Regions from separate parts of the Mus musculus genome. Here region 2 is linked to region 1. A link is a loop called in an ENCODE intact Hi-C map of the cell type or tissue named here. Cell type or tissue: left cerebral cortex. All regions are shown on one strand.

Region 1 (8,000 bases):
AGAAAGAAGGCTGGGACTCAAGTCCTGCGGTGGAGCACTAGTATAGCTTATCTAGAGTCTTAAGCTGATCACATGACACGATGTTTGCTGGGGGGTTAGGGGTGGGGTTCATCTACTAGTGATGACCAGATAGGGAAGGGAACTGAGCAGGGAGAGGCAAAATTCTCAGAGCACAGGAGGGATTTGGGGCTTAAAACAAAGTCACCAGATGAATGATGAGACTCACTCGCGCCCAGTGTTCTGGTTTCCCTCGATTGCTCATGTAAGGCTGCTGCTCCGACATCATTATTCTGAGCATTCCTCTTCCTCTCAGGGACACCCCAGTGTGGATGGTGAGTTACAGATGCTGTTAGGAGCTAAATTGTGAACTCTTAAAATTGACACATTGAAGTTTTGCCTCTAAGTAACAGAATGCAGCTGTATTTGGAGACAAGGCGTTTGAACAGGTGATTAAATTGAAATGGGGCCGCTGGCGTGGGGCTCACATCCAAAGGACTATTGTCCTTATTAAAAGAAAAGAAACCAAGGATTCATGAGTACCGAGAAGTGGCCATATGACCACACAGAAGACATCCATCTGCCCTCCAAAGACGCAACCCTGCCAACACCTTCATATTGGACTTCCAGCCTTCAGCAAGAGAAGAAGTAAATGTGTTAATTCGCCCAGCCGGTGACATTTTATTACAGAAATTGGAGGGAACTAGGCAGAACTTGCCTTACAGAACGGGAAACAGGTCTCTCTGCCTTTAGCTGCTGATGTCTTCAGGAACAGAGATTAGTGATGACTGTGGAATTGTAGCTAGGATCCCATCAGGCAGTGGGAGGTGAGGAGCCTGCAGACCAGAGGCAGGATGATGGTGATGATAACCCTATGTACAAGTAACCTTGGGGTAGACTCCACAACGAATGCACAGAGTTGTGAGTCAGTGCTGTGGTGGGATGAGGGGACAACAGGCTGAGTTGCTGTGGACAACACAGGGGTACAGGAAACAGTGACCCCTTGTTCCTGGACATCTTGTACTGGATCCTTTGCTCCAATGACTTCTCTAAGCTGAAAGTTCTGTGTATGCTTAGAACCCTCCTGGCCATTAAGTACAACCAGGGATAAACAGAGGCTGGCTGTCTGTGGAGCTCAATGGGATGCAATGGTCAGGTGGCTACTTATCTGACCTCTGGATCTCACATTTGGTTTGGTGCTGTTGGTTTCTAACCCAGTCAGGAAACATCTTGTCTCTGAGGCACCACTGGAAATGGAAACAGTATAGGGGCGAGGCAAGCACCCACCAGAATGCATGCAGATTCCCAAGCCCAGCGGCCAGCACCTCAGAGGCACTCCTGATGCTAGTGCTCAGTGCCACTGCCTCCCTGAGGGTTTGGAGGCTCTCAAACGTCTACCATCTGGGTGTTTGTCTTGCCCAGCCTATTCATTCCAATCCCGAGCACAGCACTCAATAAAAAGGATTTGTTCCTGCCTAGGGAGATGGCTCAGTGGCTCAAGTGTTGTGCAAACATGAGGACCTGAATTCAGATCCCCATGTAAAAATCTGGAAGTAGCCATGAATACCTATAACCTGGGCAGGGTGGAGGCAAGTGGATCCCTGCTGGTCTAGCTGAAACAGTTAAGTTCCAGGTTCAGTGAGAGACGCTGTCTCCCAAATTAAAAAACAAAACGAAACAAAGCTGGATAGCTAAACCAGCTTACACACACACACACACACACACACACACACACACACACAGAGAGAGAGAGAGAGAGAGAGAGAGAGAGAGAGAGAGAGAGAGAGAGGAGTAGTGGGTAGGGGGTAAGTACATCCTAAACATATACATACACCACACACTCACAAAATCAAAGTGGTTAATAAAATGGCAGAGTTAACATAGTGTGATGTTTGCAGTGATTACAAGAGTGAGGGCTAACTTAGGGAATCTGATGAGAAGCCCCAGGAGGTCCCAGGAAGCCCCCCCCCCCCCCCCCGCCTGTCTCCTCCTAGTGGTAGGCATTCTGAAAGCCAGGACACTCTCACAGGGGCTGGTCAGACAGGGAGGAAGCAGTACTGGCTCTGGATTGGGTCTTGATGAGCACCTGTGCAAGGTGCTGGAGCAGAGCCCCACTCCCTCCCCTCCCCCTACTCCTTCTTCTCTCTCCCAAGCATCACAAAGGAGCTGGCAAAGGAGATGGTCCCAGCCATTGACAAAACTCCATCCAGAAAGACACTCAGAAAGGAAAAACAGGAAGAAGACTGCCATGCATGCCAGCCCTCTCTCTGTTCCTCCCTACATCCCTTCCTCCAGCCTAGGCCCCATTTGACCTCTGCCATCTAGGTCCCCAGGGCATGGCTCACAGGAACTCCAAGACCAATACTTCTTGGTGAGACCACAGGTAGCTTATCACATGGCCTGGAAGATCATCCTCTCTCCTGACATCCTAGTTGTCAGGCTAGGGACAACTGGATAAGTACATTTTACTCCAGTTATCTTCTTCCTTGAACTCCAGAATGCAGCTGACAAAAGTAAGGTGTCCCTGCACAGTAAAACTGAGACTCTTTTGGTATTGTACTTTCCAGATGGCTCACTCCTCTGAGTTGGACGAGAGGAGTATGTGGAACCCAGGAACCGACTGGGTCATCAGGCATGCTGACACGGCAAGTCTTCATTGTTAGTGACGAACGTATCACCTTGGGAGGTATGGAAAGAATAGGGCTGGAGTCCAGACCACCACTCTGTGAGGATGACAGGATCACGGGCTAGCAAGAGGTCAGCAAAGTGCTTACAGCACAAGCATGAGGGCCCTAGTTCACATCAACGTCAAACATGTAAGAATCAGGCATAGTGAAGTGTGTCTATAACCCACAGGGTGAAGAGGCAGAGATGTGCAGATCCTTGGAATTGGCTGGCTGGTCAGTCTAGCCCAAACAATGAGTTTCGAGTTCAGTGAGAGACAACGGCGACGATGATGATGATGGTGGTAGTGATGATGATGGAGGTGAAGATGATGTAGAGAGAGATTGAGGAAGACAGTTCACTTTGACCTCTAGCTTCCACAGGCTTGTGTATATCCCATAAACACACACACACACACAAAGATGGCAGTACCCTCAGGTGTCCCCAGAGTCTAGTTCACATGCTTAGCATCTACCCTTCCCTTCCAGAACAGAAGATCCATGGGAACAAGGGCTAATTCTCCCTTGACACCTGTGGCATTGGAGACATCCACAGTACTGTTATGGAAGTTGGGGTGCAAGGAGGGGAAACTGAGTTGGTTTCTTCAGAACTCCATGATGCCCAGCCTACCAGCACCCTACCCAACACCGTGTGCTACTTCCAGCCAGGGCTAGGAGGGTAGGGTGGGCCCTCACCTGAACTGGCTCTTGAGTCAGCTACAGAAGCTGTGGAGAAGGGCAGCCTGGGCAGCATCTTAGAGGAAGCAGCTTTGTCTCCTTCATCCAGCCATCCCTAAGTTCTGGATCCCCAGTGGGCTGGTGGTCAGGGCCAGAAGGATTCTGCTTGTGTTTAGTGGGTCCTGTACTCTATGCCTCAACATCACAGATTGGGGGTGGAGGAGAGAGAGCTGGTAGCTGGCTTGCCTCTCCTTGGGATGGTTAATAAGCCCTTAGGTGACATTAATTGCCACCAGGCATTAGGGACCTAATGAGAATCATCTTCTTTGACTACTACAGCATAGTCTTTCCCCAGGGCCTCCAATAGACTGTTAGCTCTCCCCACTGAACCTCTGAGCTATGAGGGAGGAGCAAGAACAGCTAGGCAGGTTCCAATATGAAACCTAAGCAGGGATAGTCAGCAGCTGGGGGGGGGGGGGGCAAGGAAGGTTCCTATCGTCATCATCCAAACCCATTTTCCCAAAAAGGACACTCACAGGATCAGGAAGGCTAGAAAAGACCCGAGTATGACAGATAAAGTGTAGACGGAGAGTCCCACCAGCCATTGCTCTGATCTGTCTAGCCCATACTCCATCTGGTATAACGGGTGACTCTCAAGTTCTATTCTCTCACTATGGGCTATGCCCATGGGACAAGAGACTGCCCCTCCAGAGTAGGACTGATAGAGATCAGACCTCTCAGGATTCCCTCGTGACATCCAATAATGCTGTCAGATCATTGCCATTGATCTCATGCCTGATTGACTATTGGCGGTTGACGGTCGGGTCTGATTTGGGTTGCGTTCTAATGGAAAAGGCGCGATGGTGGGAGTGAATGTCTGCCTCACACCCCCCTCTCTTCAGCTGATGACTGGGTGAGAGTACAGAGGGGCAGTTTCTCGCACCCACCCACCCACCTCCGCGCCCGGACACCTTTCAGAGGTTTGCAAAACAACCTGTAGGCAGAGGCAAGTCTCTCCTCGGCCTCCAGCGGCGCCCCTTGCCTCTTACCCGAGGAGCTCCAACCAGAGGAGCTGGGCGCGGCAGCTTGTCTGATTCCCACCGGGTGCCCTGCAGACCCAGGAGGACTCAGAGGCTGTGGGAGGCTGCCCCCTACCCGCGCCTCGGATAGAACCACCGAAAACATCTCCGGCACCCTGCGGGGAGCTGGCATTCCCTGAAAAGGGACCTCGGTCGGCTTCGGCTGTGGCGTCTGCTCAGGAGAACCGCAGTCGCAGCAGCCGACCGACCCCTCTCGGATCGCACCAACCTTAATCTCAGAGGGGGAAAAAAATTAAATGTAAAGCGGAGTAGAACTGAACGGCGAGGCCAGCCCTGGGCCGGCTCTCATTAAGGAGCCGCGCGCGCCCCCAGGCTGGGAATGCGGAATGGACACGTGGACAGACAGGGGAGCCGGGGGAGGGGGAAGTCTCCGTGGCGCGCGAGCCGTGGGCTGCGCGCTCCGGGGCCACGTGATCACGGGGAATCTGGGAGGGGAGGGAGGAAAAGGGAGCGAGCGCGCCAAGCTGGGCGCCCGCCCGCTACGGTCCTGGTGGGCGCTGGATGCCGGACCGAGGAGGAGGGCAGCGAGCATCAGTGTGTGTGTGTGTCTTTCTTCAACCATTTACCGAGGAGCGCCGTGGAGGTGGCAGCGACTGCTTCGGTCAACTGTGGCTCCCCCGCCTCTTTTTTTTTTCCTCTGGTCCTTGATTCTTCTTCTTCCCCAACCCCACGTCCAAGGAGAGCTGGACCCCTATCGGCATCTCTATCTTTTCTAGGCCGCCTAGGTACCCGCTGCTGCCTCTCCGGCCAGGGGCTGCGCAGGTGCGGTTGCCTTAGCCCACTGGCCGCGCTCCCGCTTCTTGCCACCCGTAGCTGGGACTGGAGCGGCGATCTACTCGCCCAGACTGACTCCGAAAGAGCGACAGCCTGTGCCCTGCCGCACCGAGGCAACGGGCGAGCGGGTGTCCAGGGGCAAGGCGGGGGTGATGGGTAGGACGAGGGATCGGAGACTGTGAACCTCGGAAAAGTTCAAGGTTTGTGTAGGTTCCCCCGGGAAAGCGAGGAGAGGTGTGAGGCGGGGCAAGGTACCCCTGTGCTGAGACAGCGACACCCTACCGGAGAGGAAAGAAAAGGGTAGCCGGTGCTGCCGAGGGCTGACCACCCCATCTCTCATCCTACAACGCTTACGGGCTGGATACTGGAGGAGACGCTCTGGGAAGAAACGGCTCGAGCTGGGGCGCCTTAGCTGGCGCTTCCGCTCCTTCGCTTCTCCTAGCTTCATCTCCATGGGGCAGCGAGTGCCTAGAGCTCCACCCTTGCTCCAGCCACCGAACCCCAGCCTGGCCAGGCGGCGCCGAGTTGGCCTGTGCTAGCGCAGACCCCGGTCGAGACTGGAGAGAGTGCTGGAGTCCAAGACCGAGCACTGCGAAGGGACAAACATCTGGTCCCCCACCTCAGACGTTTCGTCTGGGCGTCGCCTAGGGTGGTGGCGACCCGCGTCGCCTGTCTCATCCCTGCAAGGAAACTTTTCCTTCCCCGGATGGATTAAAGTTGCCTGGATTTTCTCTCTTTGCGAAAGAAATCATCCGTTTCCTCCCGACCTGGGATTTTCCCTACTGCTGCAGGGCGCTTGGGAGAGGAAGAAAGCCGCGCTGTGCATGTGGGGTTACCACCGAAACCGAGGCGATTCGAGTTCGCGTTGGGGTTCTGTACCTACGAGCGAGTACGGATCTGAGCGGCGCGGCGAGGCCAGGGGCTTCGGCACGCGGCCCTCGGCAGCCACCGGGACGTTGGTGGCCACCGGGCCCTGGGACCGCACGTGCGGCTCCCCCCTCTCCTCGCAGATCCTGCAGGGGGCACCAGCCCGGGGAGGTGGAGACTCCTCCCGCCCCGAGCTGCGCCCCCGCCGGCTCCGAGGGTGTAGCCGGTGGTGCCCGGGACGCCCCTCCCCTCAAAGTGTCCCCGAATTGCGCTTTCTGGCCCCCGAAGCCTCAACAGACACAGCTGGGCGCCAGTGAGTTGGAGGCGACCGAGCCCAGCCTGAGACCAATTCGCCGTGGATCTCTACACCCTCGGACCCCTCCTGCCCCCGCTTCGGCCATGGCCCCAGGGATGTCGGGCCGCCGCGGCGCCGCCCTACTCTGCCTCTCTGTGCTGCTCGCCCACGGTAAGTGTCGCGGCGCAGACTCGGGGTGAAGATGCGGCGGGCGCCCCTGGAGGGGGCGCAGAGAGAACCGAAGGAAGGAGCACCTCATCCCAGTGTTCCCCTGGACTCTCCGCCGTCGCTACCAGCACGGTTCCCGGCTGCAGCGGGAGTCCGCTGAGGGGACCGAGGTCGGTCCAGGGGAGATTGGGGCGGGGGGGGGGTAGATTCCTCGGTCTCAGAGTTAGAATTCAGGGAAAAACCCGAGACCCTGGGGGCGTGTCAGCTCACGGATATCTAGAGGGGTGCGAGAGATCAGCTAGGTCGAGTCTCGGGTACCCGGCCGCAGCTCCCCATGCAGCGCGAGGGGCTGGGGACCACTGGGACCGGCGAGATCGCGGCTTCCGGGCCCGGCGCGCAGGCGGGTGCGGGCCGTGCCGCCGGCTGTCTGGCTTCCTGCGGCGGGCCTAGGACAGGGACGCGCACGGTTGGGGCCCGGGAGGCTTGTGAGCAGCATCTCAATGGCCGGCCGGCTCGCAGAGCAAGTCGGGCGGGGGTCTGGGCAGCGGGCGCGGGCCGGGAGACTGGCGGCGCGCGAAGGCAGCGGGGCCGCGCTCCAGCGTTCTGCAATCTGTTGCGTCTGCTCCCCAGGCTCGCCCTGGGCTCTGGGCTCTGCCGGAAAGGGGTGACGGAGGGAGGAACCCGGGGATGGTGCGCCCCAGCAGTGAGATGGGGGATATGAAGGTTGGAGGCAGGGGGTAGTAGGACAACCTCCCCCACCCAGAGTGGGAACTCAAGATGAGCCAGGAGGGCGCTGCGGCGGGCTTCCGCAAGCTGGAGATGCTCCAGGAGGAGAGGGGCGCAAACCTAAACGAGAGAAAGGGAGCTGTGGAAGCAAGGGGGCAGGGGCGGCGGGGAAGCGGCCCTCTGCTGCGCCCAAGTGAAACCAGCTGACCCGGGACAATTCCCCAACCAGCAAAGGACTAGCTAGGGATATAAGACTCTGATGCCCCACTCCCGAGAGGGTGAGCCAAGGACAGAATTGGAGAAGGCCTTAGTGGAGCGAGCCATCTGGATGTTTGAGAGAACCGTCCGTTTGTAGTGGTCAGCTTTTGCCCGAATCTGTGCAGTCCCTGGCAGCCTGATTTGAGTGTGCTGTGAACCTCCCCACGGTCTCTTAATTCGTTTTTGCTCCGCAACGAACCCCCCTCCGCGCCCCTCGCCCCGAGTAGGGTGTATTTTCAAGGTTGAAAGAGTAAAGAGAAAGTGGTCTCAAGGAATCATAGGGCCCAAGAGCTAGGAGGCAGAAGGGAACAAGCTGAAGCTCCTCTGGGTGTCTGGGTTTCTCCTGCTGTGGAGTAAGCTGTTTTGCCTTTGGTTGGATTCCCTGGGGATTGCTTTTCTCTTGATTCTTCACGGGAGCAATGAGCAGGCATTGACCAGCAGGAATAAGGTATGGAGTTGTGACTAGGGATGCAG
Region 2 (8,000 bases), 230 kb after region 1:
AAAAGAATTTAAAGATGGACTCAGAAGGAAACTCAAAGACAATTTAGTTTGGAAGAAAAGCAAGGGGTCAGGCAAACTGCAGACTTTGGCGCCTGCCAGAAGACGAAGAGATGGAAGAATGAAAAGAGAAAGCCATGCATGCTGAGTTTGGGTCCAAGAAAACCACCCATTGAGCCATGGAGGTCCAGCAAGCAGCTGCATGGCAGGAGGGTGAGGGAGCTTTAGAGGAAAAGCAAGGAAGCCCAGAGTGCCCAAAAGCATGCTTAGGAAAGGGGGTAGAAAGATGGGAAAAGGCAAGCTTTGCTTTGTGAGTCAGAACTTGGGAAACCAGGCAGGTTTATCAGTGCTGCATGGATGTTCCATAAACCGCTGGGGCTGGGGTGGGGGGTGGGGCTTCTGGGTGCTATAAGCATATTATCTCATTAAAGGGATAATTACTCCTCCCATCTCCTTAGAGAGTCTTCAGGCGAATCCACCGTCCTGAAGGGTGACTTCCAGGCTGGGTGAATGACAAGCCCAGCTGCTTTATCTTTTCTTTAGGAAGGAGCAGTAATATGTGACATTCTCTGCTTTGGAACAGGTGAGAATATCATGCCTCCAGCTATAGCCTGAGGTGGACTCCATTCTCCAGACCCAGGGGCCTAAAGAGGAGCAGCTGTGTGTTCCTTTCTAGGGGAACGGAAGGTGGGGTCCCTCATGAGGGAGGTGTCCATCCTCAATGGCCTCCAAGGCCACCAATCTCCATCTAGCTACTTAACTCGGGTACTGAGTCTAACTCAAACCCAGGGAGGTTAAATTCTGCCTGTCCGCCAGTCTTCCCACACTCTTGCTTGCTCTGCAGCCACAGAGCTTTCAAAGCAGGCCAGAGAAACATCCAAGGGCCAGAGAGGAGTGAGGCCATTTCTGCTGTGTACGTCCCTCCTGCAGCCAACCTCCACAGACCATGGGTTGGGCTCCGAATGCAAAAGAGAATGTAGAAAGCTCAGTAAGAGGGGAGTATACTTTCTCTTTTCAGCTACTTGGCAGATTAATATCTAAGAAGTAAAAAGACAGTAATCTCTATCCAGAACCTACAGACAAAGGTCTTGGATTTCAGCTAGATAGACTTGGAGCAAACCTAAGGACTTTTCACCTACTGGAGAAGTGGCATGGGTGTCAGGCTCACCCTTGGAAGTTACTTCAGGAAAGGGGGGCTGTGGGGATCCTTTGGCAGGGTGCCAAGTTGTGTGGCTACCGAGGCTTGGACTAAATGATCTGTCAGAGATGTTTACAACCAAGGGTGGGAAGTGTAGGTAAGCACACCTCCACACATGTTCAGAAACACACGTTTGAGTCTTAGAACCAAAGACACCTAGGTTTCCTCTAGTTCCGGAGCTTGCCTGCAACTAGGCTGACCAGCGCCTTTTGTCAAGGCTCTGACTGCATGACAGAGACGATGAGGGTAGACAGAGGTGAGGGAGACAGACTGCTGACAGGCGGGAAGTCGGGGCAGACACTGTTATCTCCCCATCTTCCTGTGTGGCAGTCTCTCAGCCCTCCGACTTTCAGGATGGCAAGCCAGGAAATTAACAAGGAGCTGAGACACCTCCAGACACCTGCTTACGAACTCAAGCCTGGGGCAAGAGGAGTACCCAGTGGCTTGAAAGGAATACTCAGACTATAGGAACTCCCTGAAGAGGACACCACAGGGATCCATGCAGGAGTGGTGTCTTTCCAGCCTTTTAAAGAAGCATTTGTCACAGATAACCAACCTGGGCTGCCCCAGATGCCCCAGATGTAGAGATACTATCAGCCTGGTCTGGAGAACCAGATAACCAACCATCTTGGTACCTGCACCCTCACCAGTCATGGCTCTGCAGGGGAGTAAGCCACATGCTGGTGATAGGTGCTCTGTCTGCCCACCTACTGGGTGCTCTGTTTGTTCAACTGAAGCCCCCAGAAAGCAGACAAGGGGAGGCACAGTGATGGCCCACTTCTCCTTAGAACCAGGAGTTATAACACAGAGGCCAGCCCAGGTTTTAGAGCCAGACTTACCAGTTCAAACATACAAGTTCTTCACATTGGTCTTGGCTTCCTAAATGAAGTGGTCATCAAGCAAGAAACACCAGTGATTCTGACAACACAGCCTGAGAAGCCAATGGCTTAGCAATGCGCAGAGTTCATGAGCTGTGGTGTTCCATGCAGCCCTTCAAGAACACAGGCTCTTCTGTTTGCACATCAAAGGGACTTGGACACTCGAGATGAGAATCCGGGACTCATCACTAGTGGCATGGGGTAAATGATGATCTGTGGAGGTGTCCTACCAAGCACAGTGACGTATTTAGCCAAATCCCTGATCTCTGCCCACCAGTAGCACTCCCACAAATCATGACAGTGGGTTATCTCTAGATACTGCCAAGGGTTCCCAGAGGGACAAAACCTTGGTGGAGACCTGTCATTCTAGTGCCTCTGCAACTGGCCAGCAGAGGGAGAAAGTGGAAGTTGGCAGCATCTCCTTTGTGGCCACCATTTTTCTGGCCTTGATCCAGGTTGTATGTCCACCCTGGGGATTCTGGGAAGTGTAGTCTACTGTGTAGTCAAAAGAGGCAGATGGTCTAGATGCAGCACCATTTCTCTGGGCTACTGGGTGACAAGAAGATGAGGGTCCTGGGTTCTCAGCAGGTACAACAGAAGTGTTTTTAGAGGGTTTGAGCTTCATGTCCCATACACTCAGGATACATATGTCACTGAATTCCCATGCAAGGACAAGGAAGTTAGAGGACAGGGAAGAAGTGTTCTTCCTGAAGCCAGAGAGCCAGGCTCCAGCACCCATGTTTCCACCCCAAGGTTGTACGCTGCAGGATGTCTGTGTCCTGCCCCAATTCCCTCACACTGCCACCTCATGCATCATAGACACAGCATCCACTAGTTGCTGAGATGTGACCACCTAGTGTCTGCCATGCAGCAAGAACATACAGGACTGTCTAGAGCCTGTGTCAGGAAGAAGGCCATTTTTGTCCCCTTTTGTGATTATGTAAGACTAGCATCATCATCAGCTCATGATGTCTCCAGCTCTAGGCTGGGGGACTTCAGTTCTCTGGGTCCTCAGACTCAGTGAAAGGAAGTACAATTGACAGATCTGGGACCTGGTAAGATGGCTCAGCACAGAAAGGTACTTGTACCCAAGCCTTATTACTGGAATTCAATGCCTGGGACCCACAGGATGGAAGGAAAGCATCAACTCCTACAACTTGTGCTCTGACCTCCATATGGGCACTGTGGTGCATACGCATGAACCTGCACACATGCACATAAAATATATACCTAAATAAATGTAATAAAACAATGGACAGACCTGCCTCCTCCTGGATGCCTGGAGTGGGGACAGGCACCATGTAGGTGGTCATGTTACTGCATGGGGCCGTGCTATGGCTTCTCCTCTGGTCCCCAGATACCACCTTCTCCCCTTTACAATGCTGTCACTCACCCTGTTTGAACCCTTCATAGCTTCTTGCTACCGTCATGACAAAATCCCAACCAGTCCTGCTGACAAGATTCCCCCCAGCTTGCTCTGGACAGCGCTCTTGGCTCTAAATGTTGCTGCAGCACCAGGGATACATGAACGCATCACTGTTTCAAGCCCTCTAGGACTTTGTCCAAGTTACTTCCTCTACCCAAATTGTGTGAAGAGATACCATAGCAAACTCTTTATCTATCCTCCAAAACCCTACTCATGTATCATCTTCCTGGAGGCTTTCTTTACCATCTCCTCTCCCCCAACACAAACTAAAATAATATTTCACTTACTTATACTTCACTAGTTATAAAATGTACCATTTAATTATTAGGTGTTGCTTTTCATAATATTTAGCATTTGTTAACTATACTAATACTATAGCCCAGGCATTTTTCTAAACATGTATCGTTTTTACTTCAAGTATCCAAACCCATAAGCTGGGTCTGTTAGTTGTTCCTACCTTAAACCTAGGCAGGTTTGCCACTGCCTCTACCACTAGAGGGCAGCAGAGGCGACACTCAGCAGCTAGGTTATAGAAGGAAGTCACTTCCTTCCTCCTACCCACCCATCCATCACAAACCGGCTCCCCGTGCACCCCCCCCCAGTCACCCCCCCCTCCCAATTCCTGTTCCCACCCCGTTCCCCTGCTCATTCTCTCGATACTTTCTCTTCAGACTCACCTATCACCAGTCAGAATGTGCCATTCAAAAAGGAGTCCCAGCCCGGGAGCTGCATGAGCTAGCGAATGAGGACCTTCCAGATGTTTCCAGCCACTTGTACCACCTTGAATATTGAAGCTCTCCATGGTGGAGTAGGAGCGAGCACCTCACAGCGCCCTTTCCCAATTCCCATCTCCTGCTGACAGACCCAACCAGAACCGAGGAAAGGGTGATGCTTGGACGCTTGCTACATACAGTACAGTAACAATTACACCAGGTCACAGCTGCCCCATCGCTTAGATGAGATGGCCGAGATGACAGCCTGAAGCAGTTGGTTCTCTGATTCCACCATGCGGGTCCTAGGGATCAAAGTCCAATTTGTCTGGAGTGGCAGCAAGCGCCTTTACCCGCTGAACCATCTCGTCTTCTAGCATCAGTTTATTTATTGCCCCCTCCCAACCCCAGTGGGCATATACTGTTTATTCCCATAAGGAAACCAGGTCACTAAAAGGTCAGGAGACTTGACCAAACCAGCCATGGTAGAACAGATCTGACCTTCATTTTCTGTCCCCACCTTGAGCGTTCAGCATAACATACGGCTATGACCACAGAGTGCTCAGCAAAGCACATGACCTAGGATTGTAAACCCCGATTGGTCAAGCCAAACGAGCAGCTGGGTATGTGGGCCCAGGGGTCCCAGAGGGAGGCTAAGCCCTTCCTCAAGCAGTGGGGAAGCCCCTCCCTTCACTGGAAGTTTAGCATGGGTCCTGAAGCCCGGCACCATGAGGTCCCTGGAGGTACTTGCCACCTCCAGTTTGGCTTGTCATTTCTGTCTTGTAGGAAGAAGAGACCCAGGTCTGATGGCAGTTATTTCATTGAGATGTCCGCGCTTTTCGCGCCCACCCTTTAAAGCTGACATAAAAGTATCCAAAGTGGGGAGGGCTTTTTACTTGGTGTCATAAAAGCCATTGGCAGACATTTTCCTGGAAGGAGAGAAACAGCCTAGAATTCCAGTGACTCACACAATCTGGGAGTGTCTCCGAAGCTGGTGTGGGCATCTGAGGGTTACCGATGGGCTATAGGAGGCTTTAGGCTCCTGGCGTGAGAAGACTGCAGCTGGGCCCGCACAAAGTGATACTTAATGCTTTTGAGTTCAAGAGTGAATTAGGAATGCTCACAGGCCTGGCTGCCCCCATGGCAGGAGAGACATTGGTTGGAGCATAATGTGGCCTAGATTAGAACTGGACCATGAGACACACTGAGTCATGCCAGTCTCAGTCTGAGCTTTTGCGATTCCTGTTTCTCTGTGAGAAGGGGCTTTAGCCTAAGCACAGATCCCCTCCCCCTTACCTGAAAGACATCCACTCCTCACACTTCCTCTCACAGCATTGACAAACACCTCAGGGTTTCCTCGAGGTAGACCAGTACTCTCTGGGCTCTGCAGGGAGCACCATGGGTATCTGCAGTTGTGACTCGGGGCCTCAGGGCCTCAGGGCCTCGGATGGGGTCCCCAACAGGAAATGCTCAATGACTGCTTCTCAGGTGAATGAGTAATAACTGAGTGTTTGCCTAGTCTTGATGTTCCCTGAGGTCTTTTCCACATATTATTCCAAGAGTTCTCTCACCTGCCCCATGTGCCTAACTTTTACCTCATTTTCTAGGTAAGAACAGAGACTCAGCAAAAGTAAGAGTGTAGCCTAAAACAAGTGGGAGCACCTCACCCTGATCCCAGTTCCTAGACTGAAATCCTCGTGACCTCTGGGATGGTTACTGTTTCTAACTTGACAGAATTCAAAATCGCCTGGGAAATGAGACTCTGAGCACACCCGTGAGGGATTATCTACATTAAGGTTAGTCTCTGAGAATGTCTGTAGGAAATTGTCTTGGTTCCATTAACTGACAGAGAAGGGCACATGTCAACTGTGGGTGAGACCATTCCCTAGGCTGGAGATCCTGCATTTATATAAGATGGAGAAAGTGGGCTGAACACTAGCCAGCACTCACCTATTGCTCTTCTGCCTGCAGGGATAAGTGGACCAGCTGCTTCAAGCTCCTGCTTGCCTTGACTCCCCCACCATGATGAGCTGAACCTTGAACTGTGAGCTGAAATATATCTTCCCTTCCTTAACTTGCTTTTGTCCATGCATTTTATCACAGCAACAGGAGAAGACACTAAGACAACCCACAAGGTGACAGAAGAAGGAAGTGGGCCTTTCAGAAAGTGTCTCCATCATAAGAGTAGGGTCTGTGGATGTGAGTCAGTGCCCTGGCAAGGGGGAATTAAAGGGGCATGTTTGCCCTTCTACTCACTGTCAGTGAACCAGACCAGGCCCTCCCCAAGACACCTTCCTGGTCTCCACAACTCAGTGAGAACTGAGCACCTGTTTGGAGGGTGTTTTTGTTTTGTTTTTTTTGTTTGGTTAGCTGGTTTGGAGGGTGTTTTTGTTTTGTTTTGTTTTGTTTTTGTTTGGTTAGCTGGTTTGGAGGGTTGTTTTTGTTTGGTTGTTTTTGTTTTGTTTTGGAGACAAGATTTCTTTGTATAGTCCTGGCTCTCCTTAAACTCGATTTGTAGACCAGACTGGCCTTGAATTTACAGAGATCTGCCTGCCTTTGCCTCACAATTGCTGGGATTAAAGATGTGTGCCACCCCAATCTGGCTAGCACCTGTTATTTTTCAGACACTCCATTCTTGTGTGTCTGGCAGTCCAAACAGAGACAAAGAGAGGCCAGCTAGCAGGCCTGATCTCCATCCTCAGTGTTCCCCACTGCCCCAGACCAAAACCTCAGAGCAGCACTATAGGTATCCATACATGCTCGCACACATTCAGGCACTCACATACACACACAGGACATGGGTGAATATGCCTGTGTAGGAGTGTGCAGACACATGGATGCAGGCTGCACACACAGACACATGCATGCCTATGACCATGAATGCCAGGCCTTCAGAGAAGAATGGTTAAGAGAAAAACATGCCCAGCCTCCATCGATGCTATCCCCCCAGCAACTGGCTTTGCCTCTGGTTTTCTGCTTTTAATTTTCACATACTCAGTTATGACATCAAAGCGATCTTCCCACAGGTGCACAGGACCCAGGCCATCTCCAGCAGCCCCGATTCCACATTCTCCTTCCCACTGGGCTCTGTGCCTGTGGCATTTTGCTTCTCATTAAACTCCACGTGGGGAGCATGGAGAAGCAGAGACACTGGGGGAGGGGGCGCCTCACATCCACAGCCACCTAGATCAGTTGCTTATGGAGGTAGGTCCCCACTGCTGACCAAGTGTAGCAGAGCAAACTTCCTTCCCCACCTAGACAGCCAGGGCTCCTGTGGAGATCTCTGCGAGGTCGGACAGGACTGTGCAGCTTCTACATCGCTGCACATGACTGAGAAAACCATCTTCCATCTCTCCTTGTTGCCTCACTAGAACGACAGGGTTTTGCCTGAGAACAAGATTTGGATGCTAAGAAGCAGGTGGCTGACCACTTGAAGCAGCTGGGATGTGAGTGGACAGTGGGAAGCAAGCTCAGGGGCAGGCTGGCATGCCTCACTGATAGCAAGGGCTACATCAAAGGCAGGGTAAAAAAAATAGCTGTGTATGATAAAGGCTGATATATGGAACAGAGGACCCTCCAGCAGAGGGGAAGAAGAGAAATGGGTCGGAGGCTTTCAAATCCAGAAGGCAAACAAATGCCTTAAGCAAAGCCCTCTGCACCTCCCTCCCGCCTCCCCTCTCTATTCAAGTCCTTGAAGCTTCTCCACCTCCTACCAGGCCTGCTGGGCTGGGGTTTGGTGGTAGAGGCTCTCTGTGCGAAAGATCAGACCCAGAGTGGTCCCTACTACTGCC

What was found. Hi-C counts contacts between places; a loop is a spot of excess contacts. Peaks named below come from ENCODE experiments on the same cell type or tissue, not always from the same donor. Only the 100,000 strongest peaks of a DNase experiment are listed, where the experiment ranks them.
Region 2: a loop joins it to region 1, with 2.2 times the contacts of the local background. A loop is called at or near these places in 3 of 42 quality-filtered maps.

The regions. Positions count from the first base shown.
Region 1 is chr11:82,382,569-82,390,568 of GRCm38, forward strand. Tmem132e (transmembrane protein 132E) reads left to right here and starts at 6,332. Exons shown (of 9, transcript NM_001304439.1): 1 at 6,332-6,545. The coding sequence starts at 6,479. It overlaps Gm38577 (a long non-coding RNA gene), which reads right to left and starts at 4,872. Exons shown (of 3, transcript XR_880073.3): 1 at 4,388-4,872; 2 at 227-503. In left cerebral cortex, CTCF peaks have their summits at 4,510, 5,530 and 6,252 (motif pointing right); DNase peaks (open chromatin) are centred at 4,791, 5,461, 6,223, 7,108 and 1 more place; H3K4me3 peaks cover 3,647 bases; H3K27ac peaks cover 861 bases.
Region 2 is chr11:82,609,703-82,617,702 of GRCm38, forward strand. No RefSeq gene overlaps it. Among named protein-coding and RNA genes, the nearest start is that of Gm24612, 18 kb to the left of the region's middle. In left cerebral cortex, CTCF peaks have their summits at 2,440 (motif pointing right) and 3,979 (motif pointing right); DNase peaks (open chromatin) are centred at 2,486 and 3,999.